2 separate regions of the Mus musculus genome follow, and region 1 is linked to region 2. Evidence: chromatin loops called from intact Hi-C (ENCODE). Cell type or tissue: gastrocnemius. All regions are shown on one strand. Links, peaks and the distances in the headings refer to the core of each region. The heading gives the core; the rest is flanking DNA. Region 1 has its middle 15 kb from the start of 6430628N08Rik. Region 2 has its middle 5.9 kb from the start of Gm38492.

The links. A loop is a pair of places that touch in the nucleus more often than their neighbours do. Peaks named below come from ENCODE experiments on the same cell type or tissue, not always from the same donor. Only the 100,000 strongest peaks of a DNase experiment are listed, where the experiment ranks them.
Region 1: it touches region 2 in a loop (5-fold over the local background); 33 of 42 quality-filtered maps call a loop at or near these places.

What each region holds. Positions count from the first base shown.
Region 1 is chr4:115,904,177-115,907,085 of GRCm38, reverse strand. No RefSeq gene overlaps it. Among named protein-coding and RNA genes, the nearest start is that of 6430628N08Rik, 15 kb to the right of the region's middle. In gastrocnemius, for the core only: no CTCF peak of the experiment used is centred there; DNase peaks (open chromatin) are centred at 1,185 and 2,693.
Region 2 is chr4:115,975,427-115,978,335 of GRCm38, reverse strand. No RefSeq gene overlaps it. Among named protein-coding and RNA genes, the nearest start is that of Gm38492, 5.9 kb to the right of the region's middle. In gastrocnemius, for the core only: no CTCF peak of the experiment used is centred there; no DNase peak of the experiment used is centred there.

The DNA of each region.
Region 1 (2,909 bases), core at 220-2,719, 71 kb after region 2:
GAAATCCATGAGCAGGCCTTGGCTTGGGACAGGTCCTGGTTCAGAGTTAGTGTCCAGCCAATACCAAACTTGTTGAACTAAATCGGAATATCCATGTGAGGGACAATCAATGTCCAGGTCCCTGGTGAACTTGGCTCCTGTCTGGCCTTGTCCTGACTTTGCAATATGGCCTTGGGCAGGTCCTGATTCTTTCTGGGCCTCTGGTTCTTGGCTGCAGGTTGGATAGAGCCATCTCCACATGCCTCAGACAGGCTTAGTCTCCAAGTGTCTTGCTGAATCTTTTTTTCTTCTGTACAATGATCACCCCCAAATTCCTTCACTGTTCTATCTAGATCTCTGCCCAAGCCGGGTATAAACGTGGATATAAATGGGGCTTAGAGGTGCATATGTAGCAAAGTTCCAGTAGTGACTTGATAAAGCAGGTCAAAGGAGTCTCAAAGGATGGCACTTGAGGACAAATGAGTCTGTCTGTCCCTTCTCTAACCTGTTTCAGTAGGACAGAGGTCACATTACAGTCCCCATTTCTTTCTGAGAACATAGCATTATCCTAGCATAGGCTTTAGCTTTCTCTTTTCAGTCCTAACCATCACTTTTTAGTGTTTAGAGATGACACATCGGCCTGCAAGGTAATGGGAGTGAGCTAATAGTTAGTGGCCATCATTCTTCCACAGGCCAGATGCACGGGTAAGTCAGTGGTAAGCAGGATGGAGTCCCTGGTACTAATATGCTTTTGTACTGAAGAGGATTCCGACAGCAAGCAGATGAGCAATCAAATAGATACGTTCGGGTTGCGGGTTGAAGGTTATACGGACTCAGGAGATGGAGGCGTGAAGACTGAGTATGAATTCAGCCTGGGCTAAGTACTGAGACCTTGTTTCAAAGGGAACACAGACGATAAAGATATTAAAACAGTGCGTGGGTTCAGGGTTTAGCTCAAGAGACCAGCAGAATGACCGAACCCACAGTTAGAGATGAACAGACAGATCTACAGCCAGGTAAACAGACCGTGGGGAGAGAGGCTGGTCCAGGCCTGCAGGCAGGATGGAAGCTTCAGGGACAGAAAGAATGAAGAAGGGAGGCAGGATCTATTAAGCTGATGACTCCAGGCCTTAATCCTGTGCCAGGCCCATTCGGGCAGTGTATGTAGGGGGAGGGGAGCACCCCCCGCTGGGGTGTAATTTCACGCTGAAGGGCCTGATGGGGCATCCCATGGACTGATCCTTTCTGGATCAGAAAACCCACTTCCCTTTGTCGCATGCAGGGCGATTAGCGCCTTAACCCTTTGTAGGCTGGCTCAGGGCCAGTTCTGCCCCACCTTGCCTCCTGTCCCTGGGGACCTAGCCCAGAGTCCTTCTTTGCTCTCAGCCTATCCAACTCTTAGATCTGGCCCTGTATCTCTGTGTGTGTGAAGCTTCCTGAGTAGGGAAGGCCTAAGAAGACCAGGGAATAGATTCTAGAACAATTTCTGTCCACGTCCCTGTTCTCTGGCACCCTACTTCCTCTGACTGCTTTTACTGCCAGCAAAATGGCGACCCCATATGTGGGGTCCTCCTTTTATTACATTTTAATTTATTTAGTGTGTATGTGGGTGGGTGTGCGTGCATGCATGCCACAGTGCACACGTGGAGGCTAAAGGACAGTTTGTGAGAGTCTTTCCATCATGTAGACTTTGGGGATCAAACTAGGGGTGTCAGGCTTCGTGGCAAACCCCTTTACCCATGGCTCTGCCTCAGTGGCTCTGCAGGTGCGGCGCCTCTTATAGCTCAGTTCAGTCCACACTCCTCCAAGAAGTCTAAAGTCCAGTTTCCTCCCTTGCTTAACTCAAAGGCTGGAAACCCAAGGCCACACAGTCTTCCCATACCCCCTGCACTGGGGAACTCACTACCTCTCAGGCAATAAAGCCAGAATCCTCTACTCCCAATGAGTCTCACTGGGAGTGACCATTGACCCTTGAGGCCAATGAACACTCACAGGCCATGTGTCAGTACCATCCCAGAGATACCCCTGGCCAGTTCTTCTAATAGTGACATTCCAGGACTAAGTAGGCCATCATATCCAGCCCCCTGCATTTATGGTCTCCTTTGCTGATAACCTCCTCTTTGTGTCTCCATTCAAAGGCCCACCAGGAAGTGGTCTCACCTTTGGCTCTGAATGCCCTTGCACCTTTCCCAGGCTAACTTCAACATATCCAGGGGCCACTCCCCTGGCTTGGGGGAGAAGGGCAGGGACCAGACTTGGCCTCCTTTAAGCTCCCTGGGTCTCTAAAACCCCAGTCCCATTAAAAGAAAGCCCCTAAATGTTATTTACACTTCGGAGTCTTAAAAACCATTAACAAAAGCCACTTAATTCAATTATCGTCCCGGCTGGCTCGGTTCTCAGCACTGAGCACTGGCCTCCCCTTGCCACCCCTCCCCACACCCCCACTGTCATTGTGTCGGGCTAATGAGGTAAACTGAAGCGAGCCTGTCCCCCCTGACAGGTTTATGAGAATTTAATAAAGCGTGGCCGGGACCAAATGAGTTGCCTCAGCCTTGGAGAGCGCATTGTCTTCAGCGTCAGCGTTTTTTGACTCAAGCTGCCCCCTCCCCCGCCCCAGCTCTTGCCTGGCTCAGCCCCAACCCTCACCCTTAGTACCTCCCTAGGTAAACCCAAAGTCCTGTGTGCCTGGCAGAGGCTGGTGTGGCCCTGCAAGGGCAGAGCTCCCATGCTAGTCCCTGAGAAGGACAGAAAGTAAATCTATCAGTTGTCCCTGGGAAGTGTCCCTTTGTGGGCCTGTAATCCCTAGCACACATCAGACCCCAGAAACAGACCTGGGGGACTTCTGCTCATGTACTATAGCCCCTGCCAACCTGAGGCTAATTTGGGCAAGCCTCACTCTTTTCTCGCTTGTTTGAAGTGACCAGCCAAAG
Region 2 (2,909 bases), core at 128-2,627:
TTGCAATCAGCCTTTCTTTTCTAGGGTGTGCCTGTGACCAGGCCTCTAAATTCAGAGCTTCAGGTTTCTTATTGAGCACAGGTGTGGGGACATCCTCTAGTTGTCACACTTTCTCATCAAGGGCAGCCCTGCCCAGGAGCAAGAATAGCTGCCACTCAGGCTTTCAAGGTGCCAAGCACCCAGCAATGGGTTGTGGCTCTTAAAAGTAACTGGAAATTTCTACGTCAAGTCAATTTGCAAATGGTGACATTCCTAAAGAGGCTGGGATTACCAAGTGATAGCATCCAGTTTTGAAACTGGCCTGACAACAGAGACTTTAGCCCATGTCCCCGAGTCTCCTGGCCCTAGTCCATATACCCACAAGCCCACTAAGTCTTTCCAGTCAGCTGAGTCTAGATTCCCTTCGGTGAGGAGTGTAGTGGGGGTGGTGTCACAGGAAAGCAAGGTAGTTCTGGTCCAGCAGAGGTGGCCCCTGGAGTCCTGTTCCTGCTATCGCGTGGGCCTGTCGAGTCTCTGTCGAGTTTGTAGCCCCACCATGCCATTACCAGGCAGCCAGAGGGGGTGTCTGCACGCACCAACGCTGGGGTTCCTGAGGCCGCTTGCCTATTAGTTGCTGGTGGCTTCATGGTGATTTATTGGGGCTTCTTCATTTCCCCTTGGTCCGCTATAAACATATTTATACCACCAGAGTGACCGATAAATTTCCCTTATGAATCCCGTTATCTCCCCTATTAACCATCCGTCACCTTTTATGCGGCCACAATGGGCCAGGCCAGGGCACTGGGGCTGGGTGGGAGGCCTGCGGCCCACAACCCCTGAGCCCAGTGAACTCTTCACCTCCCCCACTGCTCATCAGGCAGGGCAGCTGCTGCTATTTCTGAACTGCCTTTAGGATGAGGACAGGCTGGACCAGGCTTGAGGAGAGATGAAGGTGACCTTGAAAGGTGGCTTTCTCTAGGATCTAAGGATGGGAAGTCCCTTTTAGGGTTAACTTGAGTCTTCTACTATGGCTCTGGCTTTGCCTCCTTCTAAGCATACAGCATCCTCACAAGCTGTCGCTGCTTTGCCTGTTTGCCTCATCCACAGCTCTCAGCCTTACTCCTAGCTGTAAGCGGAGACACAGTGTGATCGGAGGGATCCGATGCCAGCTGTCATTTGTTGAGCCTCCTCTGTGCCGGTCACTTTATATAAGGATGCCATGTGACCCTCCTCACGGCCTGAAGGCTAGGCATTTATAATCCCAGTTTCTAGGAGAGAGTAAGGAAACCACCCTCAGAGACATTCAGCAAGGAGCCTCGGATCACCTAGAAGAGCTGTGCTTTGGGGAAGGCTTTCTGTCCCTAACTCTGGTGTTTCCAGTCTGTAGACAGCCTCCTCACAAGCCTTGGAAGGGACGAAGGTGGGAAGGGGGGTGAGGGACGAGACTCGGTGGAGGGCCAGTGAAATGAAAAGGGCACTGTAGAATTAGGAGTCACCTCCTTTTCTTTCTAGTTGGGTACTACCTGTTAAGTGAATCTTGGTTTAAAAACCTTCCTGTGGCAGGGAAGAGAATCAACAGTATGTGAGCCAAGCAGTGGCCGAGTTGAGGAGGAGAAAAGAATGTATAGTGTTCTGGGCCTCGGGTGCTCCCCAGTGCTCCTTAGAGGATCACTGAAGGGTGCCTAATTATTTCTATGCCTAGTAACAGTATCTTGAGTGGTCTGGAGATGGCTGGGGTAGAGGGAATTAGGGGTCTTAGTATCCCAAGAAACAGATTCTCTCCTGACAAGAGGATGTAAGGAAGTCATTTTGGCTATACCTTTAACTGTCATGATCCATTTGTACTGTCTTCCTCACAATGATACCTAGTGGGCACAGAACCCATTCTGGGAGAAAGGAGTCCTGGGTTCAGTTTCTACTTTGTCCCCAACCCACTGTGGTGTCTGACCCTTTCTTGGCCTCACCCCTTAGAAAAGCTCTAGTTCAGACTCCAGGCCCCATGCTTTTCTACCCCGTGGGGATTGTCCCTCCTCAGACCAGAACTCCTGAAGTGGGCGGGGGACCGGCAGGGACAAGCAGGCCATTGCCAACCGGTGGCTCTCCTGCAGTTGTTAGCTGTGCTAGCAGTTGCTGCTTCCCCCTCTCCTTTCTCCTTCCCACACCGTTCCACCACCTGTGTGTCTGTCTGACTTTGTGCATGGCCAGGCATTAAACCCCAACAAGGCTGTCCTCCCTTGAAGAAAGTCAGGTCTTGAGCATACGTAAGGCGGCAATGTGCACATGCCCTCCCTCCTCCCTTCCCACCCCTCCCCCCTCTTGCTCTCCCACACTCACACACATACAGTCTCCCTCAGTCATTTTCAATGTCATAAATTTCCACGTCTCTCCTCCACACGGCTATTACCTGCGCCTCCGTCACCGGGCAGCGCTCTCGCTCCCAGATGGGCTAGGCCATCTCCGCTCTGCAAATGACTAAGGGAGAGAGAGAGGCAGGGAAGGAGGGAGAGGAAGGAACAGAGAGATTGAGAGAGAATGAAAGAATGTGGGTGAGCAGAGCCAGACTGAGTAGAAAGGGAGGGGGAAGGCCTCAGGGAGCAGTTGGTTCCTTGGTTCCTTTTCCCTCCTCCAAGAACTGAGGTCACTGCGTGTGGCCTGGGAGCTGCAGTCTGGAGGTGGTGTCAGTTGCCACTCTGCCCTCTGGTACAGTGGGCCTCACACAGCTCTTCCCCTTCATGCCCATTCCTCTAGGGTGCCAGCTTGCAGGGGTCGGTGGGAGGTAGGGCGCTGCTGCTTCCGAGGAGAGCTAGACTGAGAGGGATAAGAGCAAGACTTTTCTCAGCAACCCAGCAAGGAGGAAAGAAAGAGAGGGTGAGGAAGGGCCCCTGAGAGAGCTAGAGAGGCCAGGCTGAAGAGAGTGGTCCCCACAAAAG